Regions from separate parts of the Mus musculus genome. Here region 2 is linked to region 1. The links are chromatin loops, found by intact Hi-C in ENCODE. Cell type or tissue: heart. All regions are shown on one strand. Each heading gives the region's core, and the rest is flanking DNA. Links, peaks and the distances in the headings are about the cores only. Region 1 holds the start of Axdnd1 (axonemal dynein light chain domain containing 1). Region 2 holds the start of Soat1 (sterol O-acyltransferase 1).

Evidence for each region. Peaks named below come from ENCODE experiments on the same cell type or tissue, not always from the same donor. Only the 100,000 strongest peaks of a DNase experiment are listed, where the experiment ranks them.
Region 2: it touches region 1 in a loop (2.0-fold over the local background); 14 of 42 quality-filtered maps call a loop at or near these places.

What each region holds. Positions count from the first base shown.
Region 1 is chr1:156,413,016-156,427,958 of GRCm38, forward strand. Axdnd1 (axonemal dynein light chain domain containing 1) reads right to left here and starts at 7,900. Exons shown (of 26, transcript NM_001346967.1): 1 at 7,831-7,900; 2 at 7,320-7,515; 3 at 6,224-6,396; 4 at 5,219-5,322. The coding sequence starts at 7,413. In heart, for the core only: CTCF peaks have their summits at 5,367 (motif pointing right) and 7,831; DNase peaks (open chromatin) are centred at 7,866 and 8,126; H3K4me3 peaks cover 1,196 bases; H3K27ac peaks cover 1,103 bases.
Region 2 is chr1:156,466,164-156,481,106 of GRCm38, forward strand. It overlaps Soat1 (sterol O-acyltransferase 1), which reads right to left and starts at 8,165. Exons shown (of 16, transcript NM_009230.3): 1 at 7,985-8,165; 2 at 518-635. The coding sequence starts at 605. It overlaps Gm39682 (a long non-coding RNA gene), which reads left to right and starts at 10,396. Exons shown (of 4, transcript XR_865657.1): 1 at 10,396-10,474. In heart, for the core only: a CTCF peak has its summit at 8,073; DNase peaks (open chromatin) are centred at 6,928 and 8,178; H3K4me3 peaks cover 2,644 bases; H3K27ac peaks cover 3,088 bases.

The DNA of each region.
Region 1 (14,943 bases), core at 3,237-11,236:
CATATACAGTGATCCTTATTATTGTTGTTTCCCTGTGACCAAATATATAATCATAGTACTACTAGCCTGATAACCAACTATACTACTTGCTGGCTAAATACTGTAAAAATTGGATCAAATACAAGAAAGAATTGGAAATAACATTGTTATTGCTAACCCTATACTTATTAGTGGATTATGGGCTATTCACTTTTTGGTGCAACTAGAGGAATAGCGCTATGCATGTCACTAACCACATGTCACCCATTGGCTTGTGCTCTTACATTATCATTTTCAGTGTTAAACACCCCAGAACTAGAATACATGTCACCTGGCAACAGCACTGTGAGTACAATTCCACCCTCAACCATCACCCCCAAACCACAAATACCATGGCCTGCCTATAGACCTAAAGTTCTAGACCCACTCTACAAAATACCCAGATGGTGGGCAGATGATAGAATATGGGCACCACACCAACTAAGAATAGACAACGTCTGGACCAAGTAACTTATTTCTGGTTCCAGGGCTGTGAACACTTCAGACAACAGGTAGCACCATACTACCCTAACAAAAATTATATGCTAGATCAAAAAGATAGTATAAATACAAATAGATATGAACAAAATCCCACAAAATGTCTTTCTGATGAGGTGTGGCCTAATGCCTCTAGTGTTAGAGCACTCTTTAATAATTATTAGTATAGACCATCAAAGGTTAGACAGAATACACTTACTGTTACAGGAGTCTACAAAACAACCACTATAGGAATAGAGACAGATTCTACATTTGATTGTGATTTAGCTATAAATTCAACCTTTCATCAATTATATACAAGCACTTTGATACACATAGGGTTAGAAGGTGAAGCAGAGGGCAGGTGGTTCAACCTTACAGCATTAACATGGGAAGAACTGGTATATGACTATGAATATGAGCCTGGAGAGGAAGAAGGAAAAGAAACTTCCTTACCTATAACACCACCAAAACCATGTAAACTGGGTCCAAGTATGAACTGGACCCAATGTACAGAATTTGCTATACCTTAGCCACTTATGAGTGGCACACCCCCTCTACCTAAACCATAGGGAAATAGGTGCGCCAGGGAATTATATGACCACCTGAACCCAGAACTCCGAGGACATGGAACCAGACAAATTGGCTATGTGTAGCAAGCTTCCGGAACCTACCCTGGTTTGGCAAGCTAAGCTATTACCCTGACTTAAGATGGGCCACCAGAATAGAAACACAACAATGGCCCAACTGGGAGGATTGGGTATCAGACATGGCCTTGAGGATGGAACATTATAGACAACCACTAATAGAAATAATATTGACCCCTAGGATCAGGAAGATCCAGATTTCCATCTCATTATAAGCCTTTAAACCTCCTAAGTTATAGTGGAGAAATAGATACCATATCATATCAATACAGCAGCCCAAATAAAGTTCAGCAGAAAACCCCTACAGGCACTGGCTATTGGTTCTTTTATGGCCAGAGCATTATTAGGAGGCTTGATGGGAGGAACAGTAGCAGAAGCAGTAGTCACACCCAGCAAGGCAGAAATCTACAATATTCAGCAAATTAATAAGAAAACAGGCCAGGCACTCCACGCACTGTCAAGAAGCATAGATTCTCTCCACATCATGGTAAACACCATGAATACAGAAATGCAAGTATTTAAGTAGCAATATAAACAGAAATATCATAGTTAATTTAGAACCATAACTTAATTATGTGCCAAATGTATAGAAGTAATCTAGCAGTAGAGAGAGAATTAGATACCCTTTTTACAACAGGACTAGGAAGAAGGACCCCAGACTTCTAAACGTTATTTAGATAATGAAAGAGGATCATATTGCACAGAAGGCATATGTGAGATACACCTAATACAGGCATTCCTGGACAACACATACCCAGGATATCACACTAAAGCCATACCACAGAAACTAGGCAATGAATTCATAATACCAGATGATCACTTTCTGTGGTCATCAGTTAACACGACAAATAGCTCTATATACACACCACTTGAAGCCACCTTTAAATTAGGAGCAAATACATATGTCTAACACTTCTGAAGCATATTTTAATTTAACAGGCAGATGTTATCTAATGATAAACTGCTCACAGGCCACAATGGATAATACAACAATCATGACTAAGTTAACCCTGGAGGAAAAACATTACTTTGACTCCAATGGTGTACATAACTTGGTTGGCCTATTAGAAGCCAACACCATAATAATAAAAATTGGAATGAGGAGATAACAAAATGTGGCCTGTGGGACACCATCAGAAGACTAGCACGCCTAGACTTTGTATGCACCCCAGTGTACTCATGTTGGCACTGGGTTAAAGAAACATTTTGGTTCCTCATATTTCTGATCATCTTCTTCTTTTTTTTAAAAAAAATTAGGTATTTTTCTCATTTACATTTCCAATGCTATCCCAAAAGTCCCCCATACCCTCCCACCCACCCACCCCTACTTTTTGGCCCTGGCATTCCCCTGTACTGGGGCATATAAAGTTTGCAAGTCCAATGGGCCTCTCTTTCCAGTGATGGCCGACTAGGCCATCTTTTGATACATATGCAGCTAGAGACACGAGCTCTGGGGGGTACTGGTTAGTTCATAATGTTGTTCCACCTATAAGGTTGCAGATCCCTTTAGCTCCTTGGGTACTTTCTCTAGCTCCTCCATTGGGGACCCTGTGATCCATCCAATAGCTGACTGTGAGCATCCACTTCTGTGTTTGCTAGGCCCCGGCATTCTGATCATCTTTTTTTATGCTATTAAAAGTGTCTTTGATATGTTTTAGAAGCAACTATAGGAAATATGACAAAAAGAAGGCCCTCGCTCAGGAGGTCAAGAGACAATGACTCCGGACGGAGATATGACCTTAGCTGCATGGCGAGAGCTAATACATTTTTCAGGAAAATATTCTTTGATAGTGCATCATCATTTGGAATTTTGTATGATAGATTGACTACAAATAAGCTATTTGAACCAGAAAATTGCATGTTTTGCTTAAGACCCTATGCTGTATGCTATTTGTGACCCAATATGGATGATAAACTACTTACTTTGTTTCATCATTGTTATCATAACCATGCATCCCCGGAACCTGTACTCAGACCCCATCAGGGCAACCCAAAGCTTACTGAGCAGATTCACACGGCCTGCTGTGTTAGCAGAGGAAACCACTTCTGGTACCACACATGTTACAACATGTTGGAGCACGCACCTGACCCCACATATAAAATATTGGAGGGAGAGTGGTAGCGGAATGACCCTACATAATCACACAGTCCGGAACTCTTACAGGCTTACTGCCTGAGGTCAATATTAAAACCAATATTAAAAGAGTGCATCTTCCAACGAAATACATACTGTACATGGAAAAGCTACCACAAAAACGCACTACACAATGTATATGAACCCAGCTTTGCAAGCCTGTGGAGCCTTCTGGAATACCTAGACCTGTAGCTCTGGTTTCTCTGAGGCTCCAGGGGATGGAATGGAAATAAATGTAAGCAATAGAAAAGAAATGACAAATGTAACCCAGCCCAGAGAGTGTGTGAGTGTGTGTGTGTGTGTGTGTGTGTGAAATGTGATAAGGTAAATGCCCTGACTAAGTGAACACCTCAATTTTGATTGGCTAAAATGTTACCATGGAACCCAAGCCTGGAGTGTGTGAATGAAGGTGATAAGGCCCAAAGTCAGGTAAAGTAATGCTGGATGCCTGAGCTGAAAGAGACTTTAAAACCCGGTCAGATCCCGAGCTGATCGCATTGAGACCACTCATCCCCAGAGCCAGCCCACTGATTCCAGACACCCCAACTCTGGACCAAAGCTCCAGTGGGGATCCGAAGCACAGCAGGAAATGCCATGGGCCATGCCTGCGCAGCCATTGAAGCCAGGCTACGACAAATACCAGACTGGAGGTGAGGGAAGTGAGTGTGTGAATAAATGCGATCCCATTTCACTTTCTATTTGTTTTATTGTTGTTTATGAATAAAGACCAGTATAACCTGATCCTCACTGGCACTCTCTTTCTCTCTCTCTTGGCTCCATCCCTAAAGTTGATATATAATCGCATTCTTTATATATTCAAAACAGTTATGGTTTAAGATAATATTTTAGTATTCTTGAAAATTGTGCATGTAAAATTCTTTCCTTTTAGTGTCCTCAGTTACTACTTGTTTCCACATAAGGGTGTGAATTCTTGAGGACTTATACTTAATAAATTGCTGCAAATAAATTCTCTTATTTCTAAGTTAATAAATAAATAAATTATGCACATGTTACTATTAATAACCTTTCAAGCTTTCTAGTTACAACCGCTTTTTAAGAGAAACAATTGTCACTGCCCATGTTACATTAATACTGACTATAACAGTCAAGTATTTGATATGTTTTGTCAACAGATTATTAATTCTCAAGGACAAGGTATTGTGGAACTTTAAAACTTTAACTTCTTAAAAGACAAAGAAGGGGAAAATTATATCCCTGTGCATATTATTTAGTGCATTCCCATGCACACTATTTAAATCATACTTTTATTTTAGAAATTTGAAATTTGGATGTCAAAGAATTTAATAAATGCCTTATAGTATCTTAAAAGGATCTACTTATTAGCATATGGTTTGATCCTAAACAGCTACCTTATTAGGGAAGGGAAAACATAGGTTCTCTCCACAGAACACTGCAGAAGCATGATGGCTAATTCGTGTGACAAGCTGACAGGTGAGTTGGCTCAGTGCCCTGACTGAAGTGAGAAGGAAGCTAAATTGGGTACATGTTTTCAACCCATCCTTGCTTGCCATTTTTCCAGTTTGGACTGGTGAAGCTGTCTTGCTTCAAGCTTTTTAACTTTATGGCAAAAAGAACATCAGAGACTATGTATTCTGACTTAGTAAGATTAGTCATTTAATAGAGTCATAATGATTTTTCTCTTTTCTTCAATGTGACCAGTTATTCTAACTCAATCGTGGACTGGTCTAGTAATAAGTCCAATATTAGAGATTCCTATTGAAGATAGCTAAAAATCTTAATTACCTAGCAAAGTTAATTCGGAGCACAGCCTCCACTTCCAGAGAACCTCTGGCCTTTTTACTAATTCTAAAAGCCAACTCCCCCACACCTGGAGGCCATTCTGCCTTCTCCCAAAACTGCCACACAAAATGAGAAAATAATTCTATCTGTATGTCTGCACCCCACTCTCTTCCACCTTTACCTTCCAGCTCCTGTTAGGGAGACAGGATGATCAATCAGGTATTTGAATTTATCCCTTCGAATAGGGTGCTGCCAGACATGATCTACAAGACGTGGAAGGGCACACTGTGGGGGGAAAAAAAAGCAAAAAACACAAATGTCCAGTAGAGGGCACTCTGGGTGAAGAAGTGTTACTTATTTGACTATTTACATCAGGGCATTTAGATGCTTTATAGAGGAGCAGAATGCGTAAAGAAGGGCAAAGATAGAACATTGAGAGAGCATCAATAATACCTCTGGTAAGTTTACATAAAACAGGTTAATGGAAATATTAAGCAATGGAAACATACGCTTCAAGAGACCTGAGAGTTTTTCACTTTAGTTTTTTTGTTTTTTAAACATTTACTTATTTATTTATTTTATGTGAGTACACTGTTACTCTCTTCAGAGACACCAGAAGAGGACATCAGATACTGTTACAGATGGTTGGTAGCCACCATGTGGTTGCTGGGAATTGAACTCATGACCTCTGGAAATGCAGTCAGAGCTCTTAACTGCTGAGCCATCTCTCCAGCCCCTGGCTTTGTTTTTGTTTTTGTTTTTGTTTTTGTTTTTGAGACAGGATCTTATTGTATAGCCCAGTCAGCCTGGAACTTGTGGCAATCCTCCTGCTTCGGCCTCTGACGTGATAGAACTATCAGTGCCAGCCACCATGCTCAGCAAGATCTGAATTTTGAATTTTGTAGTTGGTAAGATGGCTCAGCAGCTGAAAGAGCTTGCAACCCCATGCATGACTTGTGCTCCCCCCACCCCCAGCCCATGCTGGAGAGAGAAAAGCAGACCTTGAAAGCTGTCTTCTGACCCTGAGCCCAAACTCACACACGAACTAATAATAACGGTTTTTTTTAATTTAAATATGCATTTTAAAAGATCATCTGAACACAACTTCTGCTCACCAAACACTTAACAAAGTGAATTTTAAAAAAGGGATTGTGACCCCAAACATGATAGGTATGTATATACAAACCTTTGGGGCTTTAGGTTTCTTCACAGGCAGTAAGCTTTCAGGACAGGGACCGGCATTAGCTGCATAGTTCAGAGAGAGAAGAACTTCCTCGGGGATTCTGTAGTCATTCTGAAGGGGAGGAAGGGGTTTGAGGTGGTTCACCATGGATTTTTTCTCCTTTAGCTCAGGAAGCCCTAAGGAAGTATTAGGAAAGACAAACTTTTAATGGAGTGTTCCGGGGAGTTAAAGTTTCCCAGACTGCCTCAGCAGTATCCTGTGTTTCTAACAAGAAGGGTGCCTCTAGCAGAGGAGCCCAGCTACAAAGAATACTTAAAGCAGGAGTAGCTAGAAGGGTGGAGGGAAGAGTGGAAGGGGGATGTGAGAACATGCAGAGAGATACAAAGTAAAAGGCCTGGGTTACACAGAGTGAGTGTACAGCCAACCCAAGCCCCAACCCCTCCACTGCCCTGCAACATAAATAGTGAATAGGTAGCTAGCTCAGGATAGAGTGCTTGCTTAGTGTAAGTCCTTGAGTTGAATCCGTACCTCCTTGAGTTGATGATGGAACTGTAGCAAAATATAAATAAGAAACAACCCAAAAAGCTCTGTGACCTTAAGACTGGAGATAGCCTCAGTCTGATGAGCAAGAGTGAGACGGTGACTGCCTTGATTCTTATTCTGGTACAGGTTCTACATTTATCATTACGTCTTTTTACATTTTTCTTGAAACAGGGTCTCACTATGTAGCTCCCACTAGCCTGGAATTTACTATGTAGACCAGGCTGACCTCAAATTCACAGAGATCACCTGCCTCTGCCTTCCAAGACACAGCCCCAAGGATGGAAATCTTAAGGAATCTCAAAAAACATCTTGAATCTTATACAAATAGGCATATTGAACTAAGTTATGTTTTTCTTATCCACATAACTATGTTTTTAAAGCTCCCTTGAAGTCAGAGAAGAAGCAACCAAACTTCATATAGCTATTAGTATTTAAATGAAGATGAAACAGTATTCTGACTTGGTGAGTGTTCAGGCTGGCTAAGGAGAAAGGGAGAACGGATTGCAAATTCTTTCAGTAGCCCTAATGGTTCTGTCCACGGCATCCTTAAGTTTACCTTTTGCCTCCTTGACTACATAGAGTTTTGCCTGTTTGGACTCAGATGTTGATGGGGAGGTCAGCGAAGTGTCCGACACTTTGTGGAGAGACATAATAATCAATGCCTGGGATCACTCTCAGAACTATTAATCCTCCAAAAAATTAATTCAAAAACAAATCAAAATCGTGTTCAGACTTTCAAGCTGTCCATAATTCTGTAGGCAAAACAAAGCAAATGAACAGAGAGATCTCTTGAGTGTTTGTGTTCAGACTGAATTTCAGAATTCATCTGGCGTGGTTTCCTTTCTTTGGGGAGCCCTCTAAGATAACTTGACATGACAGAGATGGGGTATGGGTGGGTCAGAGTCAGGGCCCAGCCCGGGAAAGTCAGGCTCCGCCTCCCTACAGACTGCGGGCGGGTCAGCGCGACCCAGCTCCGCGGGCGCGAGTGGGGCGGGGCTCCCACGGTTCTTTCAGCAAAGTCCTAGGACTGCACTGTAGGAGTGCACGACACCGGCCGCTGTACCCACAAGTTGTGTTTGCCGCCTGGCGTCGGAAGGCCATCCCTTTTCCGGAACGCCCTGCGTCGTCATAGCAACGCAGCACATTTCTGCCCCCCCCCCCACGCTCCCCGCTCCCCCCCCGTCCTAGCAACTTGCGGGCCGAGCCGCCTCCGGCAGAGCCGTCAAAAGAAAAGAGATGAAAAGGAGTCTCTACACTCTCTAGAAGTTTCCGTGTGTTTTTAGTCATGGGTAGTAGCAATAAGGAAGAATATTGAATCGGGTTGTTGTCTCGGAATGGGATAGGCTCTCGAAACCGCGCTTCCGGGTGCAGACTGCGCAAGCGCAGACCTGCGCCGGTAGAGACTCCCCGGGCCCTGCCCTTGCAGAGAGGGTGATGTAGCAATGAGACCTTCTGCTCTTGAATCTGTTCAGGGCTAGCATAATCTATGAGTTCTGAATCCGCCAGGGAAACTTAGTGACAACCTTGTCTCAAAAAGAGAGGAGGAGGAGTAAACTAGCAAACAGCCTAGTTCTGTTGTTCAAGTCACTTCTATGCACTCAGTTCGTGTTCGTAAGTGCGGTTCATCTTAGTGTCAGGTAGCTTTCTATGCCAACAGTAGCTGAAGGAGAAGACAAATACCTGAGCAGGACTTTCTCACCTAGGCTAATGGAGGTTACAAAGAAAGAAATGGGCCCCAATTTGCATTTGCAGTAGCATCGGCTCTCTAGCATTCTCTCTAAAGAATCTACTGATTGTAGGAGCAAGCACATCATGATCAGTAGTTGGCAACAATCTTCCCATTGACGCGCCTATGGAAACGAGCACAGAGTAACTCTGCTCACCCTGCATGACCTAACTGTTGCCACCCATTCCTGCAGTGCAAGGGAGATGGGAGAAATCTCTTCAGAGATTGTGTCCATTTATTGAATCAAATGGCTATTCATTGTCGTGCAGGGGCAAAGGACAGCATGGTGGGGGGGTGGGGGGGGGTGTCGGTTTATGAAGGTTTAGGGTCCACTTGGACTCAAGTTAACCAAGACTGTGCATCTGGCTTGTGACGTTGATAAAACAGTTTGTAGATTGAACAAGAGAAAGCTCTTGTGGGTGTGCCACACTCACGGTTGGCATGACTGCTCACTTTGATTTTATACTTTTAATTCTTTTAGGTTATGTATATGTGCTTATTGTGTGTGAGGGAAGATGCCCCAGAGAAGAGGGAATCAGACCCCCTGGAGTTACAGGTGGTTGTGAGCCACCTGACATGGGTTCTAGGAACCAAATTCAGGTTATCTGCAAGAGCAGTCTGCCCTCTTAGCTACTAAACCATCTCTCCAGCCCCCAAATGTTGGTTTTAAATAATGCTGTTAGAATTGCAGGCTTGAGTTTCATTTTTAATGACAACAAAATCATTAAATGGTGGAATGTGGTGGATGGAACACACTTTGTAACCCCGGCACTGGAGAGATGGAGGCAGGAGGATCAGGAGTTCAAGCCTATCTTTGGCTACATAATGAATTTTAGACCAGCCTGGGCTACATGAGAAAGGAAAAAAAAATCTTAAATTTTAATTGAGATCAGCATATTTGTGCAAAGCTGTGTTCTCAGCATCGGTGTTTATATCAATTTAAAAACAAAACTTTGTACTGGAGAGATGGTTCAGCAGTTAAGAGCACTGATTGCTTTTCCAGAGGTCCTGAGTTCAGTTCCCAGCAACCACATGGTGGCTCACAACCATCTGTAATAGAATTTGATGCCCTCTTCTGGTGTGTCTGAAGACAGTGACAGTGCACTTATTTATATAATAAAATAAATAAATCTTAAAAACAAACAAACAAACTTTGAAGATGCTCTACATCCTGCACTATTAACATTCAGTCAGGATCTAGAAACCCAATGTAAAAATAAAATCGGCTAAGCATGGTAGTACATTCCTTAAGTCCCAGCCCTCGGGAGGTAGGGGTGGATCTTTGCGAGTTCCAGGCCACACATAAAACAAAACAAAACAACAACAACAACAACAAAAAACAAACAAACACTCCAGAGAAAAGGAGCCATGAGCGGAAAAGCTTAGGCATTCTGCTACAGAGCCCGACAGCTATGGAAACTCTCTGAGCTTTGAAATGTCTGATGAGGAGTCACTGTGCAAGCAGGGAGCGCTCACTCAGTATGTGGGAGGGAACAGGGACCTTCAACAACCGCTCCAGGGCCTTTCGAAAGTCACTTTCAATACTGTGGAGCAAGCTGATGCAGCTGTGAATGCAAGGCCACACAGGAAGAGTGGTGGGACCAAATAAAACTATCCAGAGGAATTTCTCAAAGACCAGGTGCACCCAGAACTGAAATAAAGATCTCTGTGGGTGGCATTAAGGGCTCCAAGGAACAGTTTCATATTGTTTTGCACAGCATGAAAGATTTTGAAGCAATTGACATCACGGTTGGCCAGGACAGTGAGAAGGGGTTTTGTTTTCATATCCTCCACTGAGCATGATATCCTAGATAAGATTATCATTCAGAATCAGACTGAATGGCTAGGAAATGAAGATAGCTCTGTCAGAGCAAGGGATAGATAGCCAGTGCTTCCTCTAGCCAAGGTGGTTCCAATGAGGTAGTTTGTGGTAATTTTGCCCGTGGCCATTTTGGTGGCAGCAGTGGTGGCCATCTCTCTTTCGAAAACTTGCTAATGATAGTGGTTGTGGAGGATGCGGCCTTGGTTATTCTGGAGGGATATATATGCTCAGCAGAGGTGTTGGTCATGGGCAGGGCTATGGAAAGCCAGGCAGCAGCTCTGTGGGAACGGCAGCTGTACAAGCCGCACAATGGAGGAGGCAGCACCTGGTAGCGGTGGTGGGAGCAGCAGTGACCTTTACATTGGCAATGTCATCAGTCATCAGCCTTGGGCAGTGATAGAAACCTCAGAGGCAGCAGCTCGGGCCCCTGTGATTGCAAAGCCCAAGACTTTGCCAAGGCATATAACTAACGTGGCCATGATGGTGGTGTGGTGGTGGACAGTTCTAATTACTTCCAGGAAACAAAATCTAACAGGAAGAGCCTGGGAAGCTATGGGTTACAAACCAGGGCAGTAAAGGTGGCAGGGCCTATCACTGAGATCTTTTAGAGAATACTCATGAGTACAGGGGGAGGAACCCCTCGAGGACTGTACTTGTGGCTAAGAATGTACCAGGGCTTTCTGCTGTTTCTGTACTTTGCGGGGTAGGGGGTGGGGTGGGGGTTACATTTTAGACTTTTATACCCATGCTGTTAGCTGATCAAGATGCTGAATGAATGGGTCTGTTAGAAGGGACTAGGGACTGGGAATGACTCAATGGTACACACACTCGCTGTGCAAGCCAGATCCAGCACCCATGGATGTGAGCTGTGCCTATTAGTGGACTCCTTTAATCCCAGCACTGGGGAGGCAGAGACAAATCTCTAGGCCAGCCTGGTCTATATAAGGTGTTCCAGGCCACCCAAGTCTTCAGTATGAGACTCTCATGACAATAAAAATGTGGCAGGACACGTGTTCCTGTAACCACGGTGATAAGGATAGAAGATCACCAGCCTCCTAGTCAAAGAGTTAGTCCAGGCTAAGGAGACTCAAGGGACCAAGGCAGCAGGTAAATGAACAGGCCACCCAATGTTCTTTGACCTCCATATGCACCCACAGGTGCAAACAGGCACACAGCGCATAACACTACACACACTGAAGGGTTTTTTTTCTAAATATATTTATTTATCACATTCTTCACATACGCAGTAGTTTGCCATTTTGTATATGAACACAAAATTTAAGAAGTTTTCAGTGGACTGGGAACAATGCATATTAAACAAATTTATCACACTAGTGATTAAAGATCTGCAGGAAGAGGTAATTGAAATTCAGGAGTAAAAAGTAAGTAAGACAACCAGAAGCTATGTTTAATCACACACACACGAACACACACAATTTAAAAACAGCTTTTTCTCCTGTGACTCCTGACATGCAGACCCAAGACACGAAGGCACAGTCCAATGGCAGGGCCTAGACCAGGGCTTCAGCTCTCTGCACACCCAAGAGTCGTTGATGTTCGGGCATTCAGAACATTCATTGTACCTCCAATGGCTAGATGTGGGTATTGCATGTTTCAACAATACTCAACACCAGTACAGCTCCCCATCAATGAGACACACACCACTACCAGACCCTGGGTGCCATCTTCTCACCTGAAGGAAAGTGCTCCAGCAGCGGGGCATGCTGAAGTAGAAATGGCCAATATGGCGGTGTAAAGAGAGAATAAATACACAGGGAAAGGAGGACAAGTCCATTTTTTTCCTGATTTAAACACAAAACAATTTGAGGCAGTTCTGAAAAATAATACACCTTTCCTCAAGTCTACATTAATCAAATGCATTAACTTAAAAGGCATTTACACAAGAAAAAAAGGTTCACTAAGGATTAAAAGAGTCCAGAACGGTCCTCCCAACTTACAGCTAATTGTTTTTATCTGCTGCTATCTCAGCTTCCTGTTGAGTTGAAGGTGGAGGAGGGCTCCAATCTCTCTGTTTCAACAGCCAGCTGTCTTTATTCTCTGTATAAAATGGGCTTTTATGTAATGTCTTGTCTGACAGAGGGCCTAGCGCTCCATTGCCGAACTGAAGCTGTAGGGACATTGCGCCCGACAAACCACAAGTGTCGCTCACTACTGCCCACAACACCGTCCAGCTCTTCCAGTGTCAGGGCCACCAAAGCCTAGACACTCAGAGTTCTTTGCCAATGTGGATAGTTGTACATAGCATTGGGGGGAAATTACGTGAAATTACCGTGTAACGCTAGTCAGCAAGACACCGAACCTTTATTAATCAAAGGAGTGAGCTATCTTCAAGTACGATATTGATTCTAAGGCTGGACCTCTAGCTCAGTGCTTGCCCAGCATGCACAAGGCCATGATGACTCCCTGATACAGCACAGAAAAGGAACTGATTCTGCCCCTGAAAGCTATAAAGCATTGCTTATGCTGTCAGAAGTCCTCAGGAGGTGCCGCCCACTCAATAATCCTAGGGCCCAGCTATGAAATGTGCACACTGGTTCTAACCACTGGGTGTCAATACCTACATAACAACAGCAGCAATTCTCTCCAGAAGCGGGTTGCCTTCCCCGAATGTTAAGGCAGATAAACCTGAAGTGATTTTGGAAAGACAAAACAGGAGTGATTGCCCATGACCATGTAGGTTAAGCTGACAAGGTAAAGGCTGGAGAGACGGCTCAGTGGTCAACAGCATTGACCTCTTTCCAGAGGTCCTGAGTTCAATTCCCAGCAACCACTTGGTGACTCATAACCATCTGTAATGGACCCAATCTGTCTGAAGACAGCCACAGTGTAGTCATATACATAAAATAAACGAATCTTTAAAAAAAGGAAAAAGATATCCAAGTAAGAGATAAGTGTGGTGATTCCGCCTGATACTCGGGAGACAGGCAGGGGCACTGCACCTGGCACAAACCCATCAAGAAGCAGGTGGACTCAACAATCCTAGGGTTAGGGGGCTGTTTTTAAGAGTAGCAGGAAGACTCAGGACCTTGCAGTTTTTAAGAGGTAGCAATCCAGACTCAGGTTTTAATTGTAGGGAGACTAAGAAAATGGTAAGTAAGTAAGGCTGTTTCTGCCAGGCCCAGTGCTCTGCAGCAACCCTATGAGGAAGCTCCCATCCTCATCTTACAGACGAGGAAAGCTGGCTCTGTAATGCAGGCAGCCTGTCCCTGCTCTCTCTTCTGTAAGTCCCCTGGCTGTCGGAATCCAGAGCCCCTGCATCAGCCACCTCCCTACTGGCTCTCAACCTTGGTGTTCTCAGGGAAGGAGAGAATCTCTACCAACCGAGAATCACAGCCCTATGTAGATAACATTGTGTCTGTTTTACCTGAAGGGGCTTGAGAGAGGGTCACTTGTAGCCAAGGCTGGTCTCCAACTTCAACTGGTTTTGTAGCCAGGAATAATCTAGGAGTTGTGATTCTCCTTCTCCCACCTCTCTAGAGCTGGGATTACAGGAGCTTGTCACCCCATCCGGATTACAAGTGCGCATCACCCTATCCAGTTTATGCCGTTGTGGCACTGATGTGTCTTGGCCAAGCCTCTCAACAGTCTGTGTGTGGTAGGCAAGCACACCCCAAACCCCAAATAACCCCCCCTTTTTTGAGCAAGTAAACAAACATTTATTAAGGAAAAGTGAGAAAGAACTCAAAATCCTCCAAGGAGGAATACCCACAACTTAGTTTTTTAAATGCTGTCATAAAAGTTTAAACTATGTATACCTTATGAGGCCTGTTACTACAGTCATATGACTTTAGCAGTGGTTCTCAACCTTCCTAATGCTGTGACCCTTTAATAGTGTGGTGACCCCTAAATCCATACAATTATTTCATTGCTACTTTGTAACTGTAATTTTGCTACTATAATTAATTGTAAATATGTTTTTCAGCAGAGTTAGGTGACCCCTGTGAAAGGGTCATTTGACACCCCCACCCATAGGTTGAGGTAACAAGCTGACAACCATTACTTTAGTTTCATTACCCCCCTCCCACAAACATGAAACTGGAATTGCCTCAAATTTTCTTATACCTGTGTAAAACAGTCATTTTTTTTTAAAATAGGCTCTCCTGACAACTAATAAATTCCATTTCTGTTTTTTGTTTTGTTTTGTTTCTTTTCCAGAGACAGAGTCTCTCTGTGTAACCGTGGCTGTCCTGGAACTCCCTTGGTAGACCAGGCTAACCTCAAACTCATAAAGATCCACCTATCTCTGCCTCCCAAGTGCTAGAATTAAAAGCATGGACCACCACTACTAGGCTAAATTCCATCTTTTTAGGTTATACAGACCAAGTGAGTGCTTTTCAAACATAATATGACTTGTCTAAAAACAAAGCTGTGATATTCAATTTTTAGACAAGAATAATTTTTAACTTTCAAAACAAGTTACATATCATAAATGAATTAGTTCTGTAACAATGTTTACAAATACAATTACTTCTACATTGTACTTTCTTTCTTAACCTGCCAACATCAACAACTTTTCCCTTGAATAGAAGGGAAACAGGTACATTTTCCACACTGCCAAATGCTGCAGTTACTGACAAGTTAAAAACAACCCCAGCTAGGCATGGCGGTGCA
Region 2 (14,943 bases), core at 3,816-11,815, 54 kb after region 1:
ACATACGTATTGATCATTTCTGTAATCAAGGATCCAGCAGAACATTTCAACAGTCACTGGCAGGCTGGGTTGGCTGAATGAAGGGTAATATCTAAAGCACAATAGAAATGTTTGTTGAATTTGTTTTTCTTTATTTACTCTTATTTTCTGCACACAGAAGTTTTGTCTGCATGTGTGTGTGTGTGTGTGTGTGTGTGTGTGTGTGTGTGTGTGCCAAATGCATGCAGTGCTCTCAGAGGCCAGATGAGGGCAGCAGACTCCCTGGAACTGGAGTTATAATTATTAACTACTATGTACATGGGTGCTGGGATTCGAACTTGGGACCTCATCAAGAACAACTGCTCTTAACCACTGAGCCATCTCTCCAGCTCATCACTAAATTAATATGATCTTATTCACTACCAGATATACAAAAGCACCAAAATGAATTTGTAATAACAAATTACAAGCCCTGTGCTAAACCAGTGAACTTGCTCTCGAGTTCATGAATTTACCTCAGAAACATTAAAACCTTTACCATTTCTGTATGTGTCCATGAAATTTTTCTGGGCTTCATCTTGCTCAGGATTCTCCCCAGATTTTGACAGCCGGTTTCTTAGTGACATCTTCTCTTCTCCCACTATCAATCAAGCTTCCTAGGAAAGAACAAGGGCCGCGAATAAAGATGCTGAATGGTCCCAACACGAAGGAGCAATTCATGGACAAGCTGTTTGTCCTGACTGATCAGTGCACAGGAAAACATCACTGCACATCAAAAGTGTACTTAATAGTTATGTGTCGATTAAAAACTTGAGTGAAGTGGAGACTGAAGCTCAGGGGACAGCACTTGCCTAATATACATGGCTGACACTCTGGATTTGAACCACAGTGTCACAAAAAGAGCTGGAAAACAAGTTCACTAAGTATTTGGCTAGTGAATTCCATATCACTACTATGTTTAAAAGAGGTAAAAACTAAAAATGATATATTGTCTTTCTTTGATGTTGTCCTAATCAGTTTTAAGATTTCTTGAGTATAAGCTATTGCAACAAGTTTGAAGAACTTGGCCCTTATCAAATAGCTAGCTAGTTCCAAGGGCCCATCGTTTAGACACAGCCCTACTCTCAAAGAAAAACTTAAATGAACAAAGCACTGAGCAGATGAACCCTAAGATCAGCAGAAGAGCTGGCATGGTGGGCCTGTGCCTTTAATCCCAGCAGGAGATTTTTTTTGTGTGAATTTGAGGCTAGCCTGATCTATCCCAAATTACAGGATAGCATATAGAGAGATCCTGCTCCAAAACAAGAAAGAAAGAAAGAAAGAAAGAAAGAAAGAAAGAAAGAAAGAGAAGGAGGAGGAGGAGGAGGAGGAGGAGGAGGAGGAGGAGGGAGGAGAAGGAGAAGGAGAAGGAGAAGGAGAAGGAGAAGGAGAAGGAGAAGGAGAAGGAGAAGGAGAAGGAGAAGGAGAAGGAGAAGGAGAAGGAGAAGGAGAAGACAAAGATGTGTAATGAGACCAGACCTCAGAGTCCTAGCCAGAGGACCTCCTTCTTTTGCCAGCCACCATTTAACTGTTCTGCTGCACGCCAGACTGTAGCACAATAGGCCATTCTCCCCGTGGCTGAAGTGTCTTCCAAGGCAGCAGATCGGAAAGAGCAATGGCGAAATGCGTGTAAAAGGAACTTCCTTCCCTCAGTACACTTGGCTTCGCTTTACAGGGACTGAGTGTCAGCTGTAGTGTCCTACACTGTGATTGCCTGAGAGCTGCAAGTATGACCCTCAGTCGCCGCTACTGCCTTAACAGTGGGCACTACCCACCCCCCAAGCCAGGTTTCATTAACTCTGTTGCAACTTTACAACAGACACTGGGTAAGGAGGAGGGGATATTGGGCTATCTTTATTCGTTCACAGCTACTTAAGCGATCCCTAAGAGGAGCAAGCGTGAGTGACTCAGTCCTTGGGCTGCTGGTACTATTCCAATTTGGAGGCAGGTGCTAATTTTACAGCTCTTAGGAACAGCCATACATGAAACCACAACCTAGAGTATGATTACCAAATCAGTGGTAATAATGGCAAACATTTAGAGACCTAAGAGAGGCTAGAGGGGTAATCGAGATAATGGTTTCAAAAGAAAAGGTATTGATTGATTGAGCCTTGAAGGATAAACACTGCATGTGTGAGAAAGAATTATAACAGAAACTCTTAACTGTTCTTATTGCTCTACCAGACAACACTTTAAGATAGCAGGAGCTCAGGTGCCTAGAGCTCGGTCTGAATCCTGAAAGAACATGAAACCCCTGACCAGTTCCAAGCACGTGACAAGCTAAGCCGTGTGCTTCTCCACATTTCCTCTCCTTACTCTTCACAGCATCAGAGCTCTTCGCAAGCCCCACTCCCGTGCTGCCTGAGCTGGCTTTAAAAAAAACACAAGTCTCTCTCTCTCTCTCTCTCTGGCTTTAAAAAAAACACAAGTCTCTCTCTCTCTCTCTCTCTCTCTCTCACACACACACACACACACACACACACACACTCTGAGAAAGAGAGAGAAGCCCAGACCCTGCTCTGTGCTGACCCTGCTGACAGCAGAATCCATTGGCCAGATTCCTCATCTTTTCAGTGGTAACTGAACTACAAGCTGTAAGGCTAAGAGCTGAGTCAGAGTCACAATTATTTGTGTCTGTGGTAACAATGTCATGTGCGTTCCTCTTGTCAGTGATGACTGACAGAACAGAGTGAAATCAACTGACACTTTTCAAAATGGAATAAAAAGACATTCGACAAAGGCTAAGCTAAGGCAGACCCTCATCTCACATTCTAGGCGAAATTTAACCTGAAATGTAACAAAGATCTAAAGCTGGGATTGGGGATCTGTGGACAAAGTGCTTCCTGTGCTAAGTAGAGGCCTTGACTTCAGATTCCCCGATATGGGGGCTACAGAGATGGCTCAACAGTTAAGAGGACTGGCTGCTCTTAGAGAGGACCTGGGTTAAATCTCCAGCACCTACATGGTAGCTTACAACCATCCATAAGTATGGTTTGGGACATCTAATGCCCTCTTCTGACCCTGTGGGCTGGAAGCATTCATACAACTCTCACATGCAAACAGGCAAAAACACTCATACATAAAATGAATGAATCTAAAAATACACACACACACACACATCTGCCCGGGAGCAGAGGAAGAACTTAGAAACAATTTGGTCTCGGCTACTGATAAGAGATTTATTTAAAAGCCATCCATTTAACAGGCTGAGAGGAAGCCACAGAGGATCTGCTCCTCCCACAGAAATGATGAGAGCAGCAATAAGTAGGAGCGAATGCTGAGATTCCTCTGAAGGAAACTGTGATGCTCTGAACAAGTATGGCCCCCACAGACACACATGTCTGAATGCTTAGCCCATAGAAAGGCAATATTAGGAGGTGTGGCCTTCTTGGAAGAAGTGCATAGCTGTGGAGGTGGGCTTTTAAGGTCTCCTATGCCCAGCTATGCCCAGTGTGGTACAGTCTCCTGTTGCCTGCAGATTGAGATGGAAACTCTCAGCTCCCCCTCTAGGACCACATCTGCCTGCACAGGCTTCTCGCTATGATGAAAACAGACTAAAACCTCTGAACCTGTAAGCCAGCTTCAGTTAAATGTTTTCCTTTATAAGGGTTGCCTTGGTCATGTGTGTGAGGCAATCCTCCTGAGTGCTAGGATCCTAGGTCGTGCACAATCACACCCAGCTTGAATTACTGGCACCCTGTCCGTTTCCACCTTTGTCATCTCCTTCCCAGTTAATAGGACTACAGCCATTCTCTTTTGTTTCTGTTTTTGTTTTTCCTTGAAGCGCTAAGTTTCTCTTATATAATCCAAGATAAATCCATTTGTCTCTAGAATTGTGATACACCGGATTCTCAAGTCTTCACACATTTGCCACTTAAGTCAAAGGCACTATACAAGGTGCCCCCCCTCTCTCACACACACACATACACACACACACACACACACACACACACACACACACACACACACGAGAACACCCCTCCACTAACCTCTGTGGTAATCTCCCCATCATGCTATTCCCCTTTCCTCTTCTAGTCCTATTGATTTCCTTCTCCCTCTCAAACAACACTAGAATTTACACTTGTTAAAAGGGAGGGCTGGGAGCTCAGAGTGAACTTCAATAGCAGGTTCATCTGTCTGGCATGTGGGAGGCACGTAGTTCAGTCTCCAGGTTTTTTGTTTTTTTTTTAATGTTCTCAAAGAAGGACTTAATATTTATCTTGAGGAAGATCAACTCAGAACTCAGAGTCAAAGCCACGCATCATCAGCAGTGCCAGCAATGAGCTCACGTACAAAGCCATAAGGCCTGAAGACTCACATGACACGTGTTTATTGGAAAAATAAATGAAGAGGGAAGAGATAAGGGAGATCAGATAAGTTTACAAATGATTAACTGAAGAAGTCTTTGAGATGTGTGGCTGGCTACACAGAAGGCAGTTGTTCACAGATCCCAAGTGAGTTCGCCAACTCAGAAAGGCTAGGAATAACATTATGCTAATTACAGGGAGGAGGAAAATTAGATAAGGCCAGGATTGTGTGCCTGTAGGCCAGCCAAGGTATAAAAGGGCAGCTGAGCGCACGCACAGGTCTCCACCGCAGATAGGGATCTGCCATGCACCACTGCACTGACAACTGAGGGTAAGGCACAAGTTCAGGAAGTTTCCCAGGTAGGCTACTATTTACATAGCACTTAGCTAACTCGATAAGCAGTAGATGCAAGCATATCGTCGTATAATGATGAAGTGCTTTCCCCAGGCTTGTGGGGCATTTAAAACTTTAACAGCAAAGAGGAAAAAAAGCAAAGAGATTAAAGGAGAAGGAGGAGCACAGGATGCTGGGGAGTGGGGAAATGAGAGGATTCAGGGGCATTCTCCAGGATCAGTACCATGGAAGAAATCAAGTAAAGAACACACACGGAAAGAACAGAGGTGTGTGTGGCAGTTATATTTATTTGCAAGGGTTTGTTGTTTGTTTGTTTTATAATAAGACTTATTAAAAAAAACAAGAAGGTGGAGCTTGGGACAGCTATTTCACAATGTGGTGATATGCTAAAGTGGGTGATTGACTAACTGCGTGCACAGTTGGGTTTCAGGAAGAGCAAATGTATTGGAGTAGGTTGCAAAATGTGTTGAGGAACTGAAAACAGATCATAGGATTGTTCTCACAAGAGGCCCAGAAGGAAAGGAAAATAAGGACCATCCATAGTTTTGGGCACCAGGAGGTGGGCCACTAACTCACTTAACATTTGAACGACTTAGTTATTGTTGATTTTTCTGTCTGTTTGTTTGGGGGTTTCTTTGTCATTTGTTTAAGGTTTCACTGTGTAGCCCTGTGTAGTAGTAGCCCAGGTTTCTACTGCTTATAGAACTCAGACCCACCTACGTCTTCCTCAAAGTACTGGGATAATAGGCCTGAGCCACCACACACATTTCCACTCCATTTGCTAAGATGTGGATCTGTATAGAGGAACTATCCTCCTTTTAGGTGACACAGTTAACCAGAGGGCTGGCCCGCCGGCCTAGTGGGTAGAAATGCTTGCCACACAAGCATGACATCCCAAATCCAATTCCTGGAAGCCACATAAAGGTAGAGGGAGAAAACCAACTCCACCAAGTTGTCCTCTGACCTCCACCCTCACTACAGTGACATATGTGTGCCATCCCTACCCAGGGAGCTCCAATCACACACACACACACACAATAGTATTAAAATATACCACACTGATTAGACAAGAATGTAAGAAACCAATCTGTACAGGGAAGTTGTGTAATGTTCTGTGGTAAGCATCTTAACTTGACTCCAGAGGGCAAAAAGAAAGAATTAGAGAAACAAATGAATCGTGTCCCAAAGAAATGTCGACTTTAGCCTCCCGGCAGTTAACAAAGACTTCAAAAGAACCGATAAAGCCGTATCACAAATAAATACTGGGTACCTAGGCAGGTGAGTAACTGCTACACCACCCTGAGGTTTGGCAGAGAAGAAAAACCACTGTGGATAGAGTGTACAATCCAACCCTGAATCCGTGGTACACACCTAGAGTCCTAGCATTTGCGGGGTTGAGGCAGGAGAAGCAGTAATTCAAGATCATTCTCAACTACCCAGTGTTAGAACAGCCTGGGCTCCATGAGATCCTGCCCACAGAAAGAAGGGAAGGACAGGGGGAAGGGAGGGAGGGAGAGAGGGGAGGAAATTAACAGTCCAAAGCATAATGTGTACATTTTTAGGGGGTGTTTTGGTTTGGTTTGGGGGGGGGGTGGGAGAGGCTTTTGTAGGTTTTTTGGTTGGTTGGTTGGTTGGTTGGTTTGGTTTTTCAAGACAAGGTTTCTTCTCTGTATAGCCTGGCTGTCCTTGAACTCACCTGGCAACCCTACAACTTTTTCAAGAAGCTAACAGAACAGGGTCAATTAACAAGACTAAAGAATATGAGTACTTGAGCAAATTTTATATACATCTGAGTTTACTTTACTTACAAATGACTAAATATAACTAGTTATCCAACACGGCGGGGGGGGGACGGACACAATTCTAAGAGTCCTGTCTGACAAATGAAACTTCCATAGGAAACAGGCACTCACTCCTATGTTAAGGCCTAAAGTTAATGTTTTTTCTCAAAGTTCCTTTTTTGACACCCCCCCCACACTCTTATTTAGTTCTATTCCTGCAAGATACTGAGAAGACACAGAAAAGATAGACTAACCTCGTGAAATTCACTATAAAACAAAGCATCTATTTACTACAGATGATTCCTGCTGGTAAGGAGACTTCAGAATGCTAACAGGCTCAGACTGACCAGTGGCTCCCACCGGGAAGTGATCTTTGATTTGAGGAATGCTTAGGGGGCGGCGGAAGAAGGGGAATAAGGCCCCCGGGGAAAATGGTCCAGGAGATAAGAAGCAGCTTTCCAGGCACAAGGAAGGAGAGCTAGAGCCTGAAGAACCCGCCCAGCCTTTAAGATAGCAGGAGCTCAGGCGCCTAGAGCTGGGTCTGAGTCCTGAAAGAACGTGAAACCCCTGACCAGTTCCAAGCACGTGACAAGCTAAGCCGTGTGCTTCTCCACGTTTCCTCTCCTTACTCTTCACAGCATCAGAGCTCTTCGCAAGCCCCACTCCTGTGCCGCCTGAGCTGGCTTTTCAAAAAACCAAGTCATTTATATTTCCCAGTTGAAAGCAAACAAAAGAAAAAGAAGTATTCAAGTTGGATTCTGCATTCTTGAAGAAGGCAAGAAGTTTGGGGGGGCGGGGGAGACACAGTGGCAACTACTTAAGTATTACAGTGACCAAGGAGTTTTATATAAAATGCAGAGACTGGAGCTTACAACAATGTCTCCTCCCAAAAAACCGCTGAATATATATATTGCTTAAGTTACGTGTCTATTAGCACTTAAGATCAAAGACAGACACTTAATCCCCCCCCACCCCCCCGCTACTTAAAAACAGAATATGAGCTTGAAACAGGTTTTTCCCTGGCCCATATAGAGTCTGGTGCCTGGTAGTGCCATCTTTCCCTTCATATATATATACATTTCCTCCGCCCACATCAAAAAAAAAAAAAAAAGAAAATAAGAAAAAAAAAGAAAGAAAGAAAGAAAGAAAGCTGATTTCCTGAGCGGTTTTTTTTTTTTTTTAATGTCGCTTTTCAAAGAGTGCAATGACTTCTAATTCTCAACTTTCTTCACTACTGACTGGCTTGAGAGACGCCACATGATTCGGAGGGGACATCAAACCATCACTAATAATGAAAAGGCTGCCAGTCATCGGATGCATTGGATGGCTGCGGGTAACTTTCCCGCTCTCCCCTCCAAACTCAGCGGGACCCTCCCCAGGCAGCAGACAGCGTCCGGGTGGGACAGTCCGGCCCAGGCCAGGCCCGCAGAGCCGGAGCGGCGCCGCCACCGCAGTCCCCTTCTTCTCGGGCTCAGGGTGGACCTGGTCAGGAAAGGAGGAGGGGAGCGGAAGCTTGAGGTTACCTGCGAGCGGAGGGCAGCTGCGGCGGTCTAGGCGGTAGGCTGGGCGGCCGCAGGACGGTCGGAGACTAGGATGTCCCTTCGCCGGCCCGCTACGCCGCCAGCCGGGCTACGGAGGAAGATAAAGCGCAGGCCCCCACCCCCGTTCTCCGCCCCAACCTCCCAGCCCGCGGCTGCGTCACGCGCATCGCCCCGAGCTCCGGGATGCCATTGGTGGTCCTGCGGCGTCCGGCAACGCCCACTGCCACGCCCCCTCCCATATCTAGGGTACCCACTGGGCTTCTCTAGCTACCTGGCTTTCTGGCTCCACCCCAACTCTCCTCCAGTGTGGCTACGAGGAGGCCAAGTCAACTTCCTTAGAGTTTGAAAAGGCAGCCTGCGAGATGGGACAAGGCGGAGTCTGATACTGACCGTTAAGGAATAAGACAGAAGCAGTGGCAAAAAAACCTGTCATAAGTTGCTTTGTGGTCTAAATTCTACTTGACTCAGTCTGTCCTTCAACAACACACAACTTAGATAAGACAGAAGTGAGTCACTTGAAATTATGGGACAATCAAGTAATTTAAAAAGCATCCTTGGGAACTAAATAATCAAAAAAAAAAAAAAAAGATACAGATAGATTTAGGACATAGGTAAAGAAAGCAGATTAGGCCTTGGATTTCTCAAAAGCAAAGATGTGAATGAATTTAGGGTAAAGGTGGGTAAAAGAGAAAATTAAACAGACTGGAGAGATACTGTCGGCCTGCAAAACAGTGTCAGCTAAACTGGCTTCGTTAATCTTTCAGTCAGTCCCTAATCTGTCCAGCTGACCATTCCTTTCCTAGTCAAATACCCTAAACAATGCCTGAGGCTTGCATGAATTGCCTGCTCTGGAGATCTTTCACAAAAGGAGTTCCCCTGTTAGCCCATAGCAGGCAACACTGCTCGCCTTAGAGCAGCTGGGCTCTGCACAGGTGTGCCCAGTTTTTGCCCTCTCTGGGACAACTGTGTTTAATGGTTCTGTCAACAGTTTGGTGATAGCATTTGGAAGCACTCAACTGCCTTTGCTTCCACCTCCTCCTATCCCACCAGTTAGAACATTTGGGACTAAAAATTCACTTCTATTGGGACTCTTGGTAGAGACACTTGCCTATTCACTGTTCCATTTAGTCAGTTAAAAATAAAAATACAGAGCTGGTATACAGCTCCTGAGCTTGGTGATGCACATATTTAATCCCAGCAGCTGGGAGGCAGAGGCAGGTGGATCTCTGTGATTTGGAAGCCAGCCTGGTCCACATAGTGAGTTCCAAGACAGCCAGGGCTTTGCAAAGAGACCCTGTAGGTAAATAGGTAGGTAGGTAGGTAGGTAGGTAGGTAGGTAGGGTAGATAGAAAGGAAGAAAGAAAGAAAGAAAGAAAGAAAGAAAGAAAGAAAGAAAGAAAGAAAGAAAGAAAGAAAGAAAGAAAGGAAGGAAGGAAGGAAGGAAGGAAGATAGAAAGAAGATGAAGTAGGAAGAACAGAAGTTCAATTTTGCAGGCCGACAGTGTCTCTCCAGTCCGTTTAGCTTTCTCTTTCACCCACCTTTACCCTAAATTCACTCATATCTTTGCTTTTGAGAAGTCCAAGGCCTAAACTGCTTTATCTATGTCCTAAATCAATCCAAATCATCTTTTGATTATTTAGTCCCAAGGACACTTTTTAAATGACTTGAATGTCCCGTTACTTCAAGGCACGAGTCAAGGCACAACCATGAATTAAAACAGAAGCAGCCACCGGGAGAAAAATAAGACAATTGCAAGTAGTGATAAGTGTTAGGAAAAAAATAGAGAGTGGTCAGGAAAAGATGCGAAAGAATGCCATGATTAATTTTAAAGGTTTCCCAGGTTGTCATAAAAGAACACAGAGAGTTGGATGACATGAATTGCATATGATTAACCACTTACGTTTTGTAAAGACAGAGGAAAGGCTGATTTTTCTGAGGTAGTCTGAACTAAGACCCAAATAAGGAAGAATTAGCAATCCCAGCCACAGGCAGGAAGAACAGTGAGTGGGATGAGCCTGGTCCTGAAGGGCTCTGGCTGCTCTGAGGCGCAGGAGGCTGGAGCACACTTGGGGGGAGGGTAGAGCACACAGAGGTTGGAGCCTTGAGCAGGAGCCCAATCCTGCTGTTTGGATTCTTTTTCATAAGTTCAAAGGGAAGAAGATAAAGGGTTCCTGGGGGAGGAAGGGAATTAAACCAAGGCCTCACTGTGAAGCCCTCTAACTCATTCATCCACCTGCCTCAGCTGGTATTGAAGGGAGTGGGGGTGGGGGTGGAGAAACACCACAGCCAACCTGGGCTTTGTTGTTTTTGTGTATGTGTTTTCTTGTTTGTTTTCATCTATTTTTTTTCTTTTCTTTTTTTTTTTTTTTTTACCTATTTTATATAGAATATAGAGAAGGATCTCCACAGAACAGCAGAAGTGGAACAACAAGAAACAAGATAACAGAGATGTTCTTGGCTAAGCGTGCGGGGTAGGTCATAGTCGGGCCCTGGATTAGGGTGCTTGCTGTAGAAATCAAAGGTAAGAGAGTTGAGGGTATTTCCCTGAGGCGCAGAAGTGAAGAAACGTGAACTCGAGGTAACTACAGGTCACTTCTTTGAGCAACAGGTGGGTGTCGATATCATCTAGTATAAAGGTGAGGAGAGAAACTCCAGGGCCTCTGGCTAGAATCCAAGTGCCTTCCAAACTGGCCCATAAAAATCTCACATCACCTAATCCTGAGACCAAGGCATAGGTAGATGGGACTCTCTTCATCATATTCCAAAACAAACAAACAACAATAAACCAAGACATTTACAGAACCTGGAGACAGTTGATTGAGACTGTCTCTCGGGAAGAGAGCTAACCAAGCCACTTGAAAATTGTGGGACAAATGTTACAGGGAAAAAAAAATATGTTTGAGGCAGTGCCTACCTAATGCGGGGTCATTGTATTTAATAAGTCCATGTTTTCAAAGCTTTCCATTAGCAACCACTGTCTCCGTTGCTGCTCTTCTGGATGTGGTGAGAATGAAAGACTGGGCTAGAGAGGAGACCGAATGGAGAAGAAGCATGCTGAACCTGACTTTCTAATTAGTAGAATGGCTGTCGGGGGAAAGGAAGGAAGAATTTTCAAAATAAAGGGAAAACAAGGTCCAAACCCATAAGACAAAAGAACCCTGCAATGCATAGGGACTTCCAGGCCAGCCCAGGTCCAAGGAACAGAGAGGTAGGTTGCAGAGGATCCTTAACTACAGGGCACTTCCTGACAGACAAAGCTGAATCAGTAAGCGGGTGTGTCTGAGACATCCTGATTCAGAAACCCATAGACATTGGGGAGCCAGCAGTGGATGCCAAGTTAGGAGAGACTCATGATTTAGAAGACCTTACTGGACAGAGGTGCAGCTGGAGGTGGGTAGATTAATTAGAAGGGTGATGTGTAATATAGGTGAGATGCTAAGGAGCCAGCTTAGGCAACAGCCAAGTGGGACAGAAAGAATGAGGAGACAGATGAATGGGGAGAGGGCTGGGGATGTAGCTCAGTTGGTAGCAGGATCACCCCACGTACAAAGAGCCCTGCGTTCGATCTCCAGCACCCACTGTGTCACCTAGTCACTGTGGTGCTCATGCCCAGCCTTGGAATGGAGGCAGGAAGGTCAGAAAGTCAAAGTTATCCCTGCAACACGGGGACTTTGAGACTAGCCTGGCTGCCAAGAGACCCTGACTCAAAGAATAGGGAAGCTGATATCTGAAACATTTTAAAGGGCAGAATAAAGTAGCATTCTGGTTGCGGGAGCTAATGCTGTATTCAGAATGTGACTTAGAAAGCAGGTAACAGGATTCAATGCTGACAGAGATAAGAGTACATATCCCGGAGAAAGAGCAAGAAAAGGCTTCACTCAGGTTAATGTTTAAGCCACTCCTATTGTGACCTGAAGGAACTGAACGGGAGGCAATCAAACTAGCCTTCATGTTTTGTCTGATCATATCAATAATGAATACTTACTACAGACAATAAAATCAAATACAGAAAAGCACAGGGCTTGGGGATTTGGTTCACAAGAGGGCTTGCCTAATAAACTCAAGGCCCTGGTTTCAGTTCGCAGCACCAGAAAGAAGAAAGAAAGGGAAGAAGGAAGGAAGAAAGGAAGGGAGGGAGGGAGGAAGGAAGGAAGGAAGAGCAAATATAAATGTGGAGGAAGAGAGCAGTGGCTAGGCCTGGGCTCTGAGCCCCTTTACCAGAGCATGCTAGGTTTTACAGAAAAGTCAACGTAGAAATGGGACTTTAAGGATATGTGAACATTGGCAGGGCAGGTTGATGCCTGCTTTCAATCCCGGTGCTCAGGATGCAGAGGTGGGTGATTCAAGGCTACCCTGGTCTGCATAGGGAATTCCAGGCCAGCCCTGAAATGGAGGAACCCTGTCTAAAAAAAGAAAGAAAAAAAAAAAAAAAAAGACAGGCAGACAGACACACAGACAGAAGGACAAAACAAAAAACTGAGCATCTTAGTTCTTCAGAGGAACACTTAATGACACTGAATAGGAGGTAAATGGCTTTCCCAGCTCAAGCCTGTCACCATGGGCACTAAAATATACAGAAAATAGGTTAATTAAGAATGAAGCAAGGGGGGGCTGGTGAGATGGCTCAGTGGGTAAGAGCATCCCACTGCTCTTCCGAAGGTCCAGAGTTCAAATCCCAGCAACCACATGGTGGCTCACAACCATCTGTAATAAGATCTGACTCCTTCTTCTGGAGTGTCTGAAGACAGCTACAGTGTACTTACATATAATTTAAAAAAAAAAGTGAGAAGAATGAAGCAAGGGGGCTGGAGAGATGGCTCAGCCCTGACTGCTCTTCCAGAGGTCCTGAGTTCAATTCCCAGCAACCACATGGTGGCTCACAACCCTCTATAATGGAATCTGATGCCCTCTTCTGGTGTCTGAAGACAGCTATAGTATACACATATACATAAAATAAGTAAAAAACAAACAAACAAACAAACAAAGAATGAGGCAAGAGCCAGGTATGATGGTGCATACCTTTGATCCCAGTACTCAGAAGCCTAAGGCAGGATTGCCATAAATCAGAGGCCAGACTGGGCTACCTAATGAGTTCCAGACCAGCCTGGACTAGAGTGAGAACCAGTTTCCAAATAACCAAAGCAGAAAGATAAAATGAGATAGCCAAGTGCTCTGGAACATAGACACACCCAGATACACTTGATTGACCCTGAAGCAAGCCTGCAGGGCTGCAGTTCTCTGTCCAGTTTATAGTTTTTGGAAACACCTAAAACCACACCTGTGTGTCACACACTAAATGTTGAATGAATTAATCATCTGGGTGTGGTAGATAGTTCACACCTATAACACCAGCGCTCTGGAGGCTGAGCTAGAAGTCCAAAGTGGCTAACAGGCTCATTTCAGTGTAGCCTGGGCTACATGGTGAGACCCTATATCCACAAAAAATAAGTAAATCAAAATAAGAAAGCAAACCATTAGTATTTTGCTTAAGTCTTTTTTAATGAGTTGATGAACCAACAGCAGGCACAGGGCCTGGAGTGCAGGTCAGACACAGATTTCACTCCTTCTCTTGGTGATTTTGTCATCTTGAAAGTTCTGTGTCACTTGTGTTCTACAAAGAGATGTCTTAACATACACGGTGGAAGAGTTATCAGTCTCTAGCGGGGCCTTTCATCCCAGCTCTTAGGAGGCAGAGGTGGGAGGATCTCTGAGTTCTAGGCCAACCTGATCCACAAAGTGGGTTCCAGGACAGCCAGGGCTACACAGAGAAACCCTGTGTTTGGGGGTTGTGGGGTAATGTAGAAAATCCCAGCAGTGAATGGAGCTGACATGAACGGCATATATTGGTGTCAAGGATGTGTGTCTTAGTCAGGATTTCTATTCCTGCACAAACATCATGACCAAGAAGCAAATTGGGGAGGAAAGAATTTATTTAGCTTACACCTCCAAACAGCTGTTTATCACCAAAGAAGTCAGGACCGGAACTCAAGCAGGTCAGAAAGCAGGAGCTTATGCAGAGGCTATGGAGGAATGTTCTTTACTGGCTTGCTTCCCGTGGCTTGCTCAGCCTGCTCTCTTATAGAACCCAAGACTACCAGCCCAGAGATGGTCCCACCCACAAGGGGCCCTTCCCTCTTGATCATTAATTGAGAAAATGCCCCACAGCTGGATCTCATGGAGGCACTTCCCCAACTGAAACTCCTTTCTCTGTGATAACTCCAGCTTGTGTCAAGTTGACACACAAAAGCAGCCAGTACAATGTGTCTGTGTATTATTTGACACGGTGTACCACTAGAGGGGATTTTGATAAGGAGAGGGTTATACACGGGAGGAGGGAAGAGGGCTATAGGGCATCTCTGAATTCTGCTTTCCTATCTATCAAACCTGAGTTTATAATCTGTGGCTGGAGAGATGCTTCAGCCCATGTTAGGTGGTTCATAGTATATGAAATTCCAGCTCCTAGGGATCTGATGGCCTCCAGCCTCTGTGGACACCAGCACTCGAGTGCACATACCCATGCACAGCACTTCTGCATTCACGTAATTAAAACTTAAAAAGAAATCTTTCAAAAAGAATCAAGAAAGCCAGGCATGGAGACCCATGCCTTAATCCCAGCAACTCAGGAGGCAGAGGCAAAGAAGATCTCTGAGTTTGAGGCTAGCCTAGTCTACAGAGCCAGTTCCAGGACTACACAGAGAAAGCCTGTTCAACAAATAAACAACAACAAAAAGCCAAGGAAATTATCAGGGTCTAAGCAATGTCTCTGACTGGGTATTAACCACTCAGTTATAAGGACCAGAGTCTCAGTGGCTGCATAAAGATAGTTGGACCTGACACCCTTCCTCCTGTAATTCACTCTCAGAAGACAAAGATAAGGGGTCCCCAAAGCAAACCAGATTAGCCACATTCAGAAACTCTGGATTTGATTGAGAGACCCTGC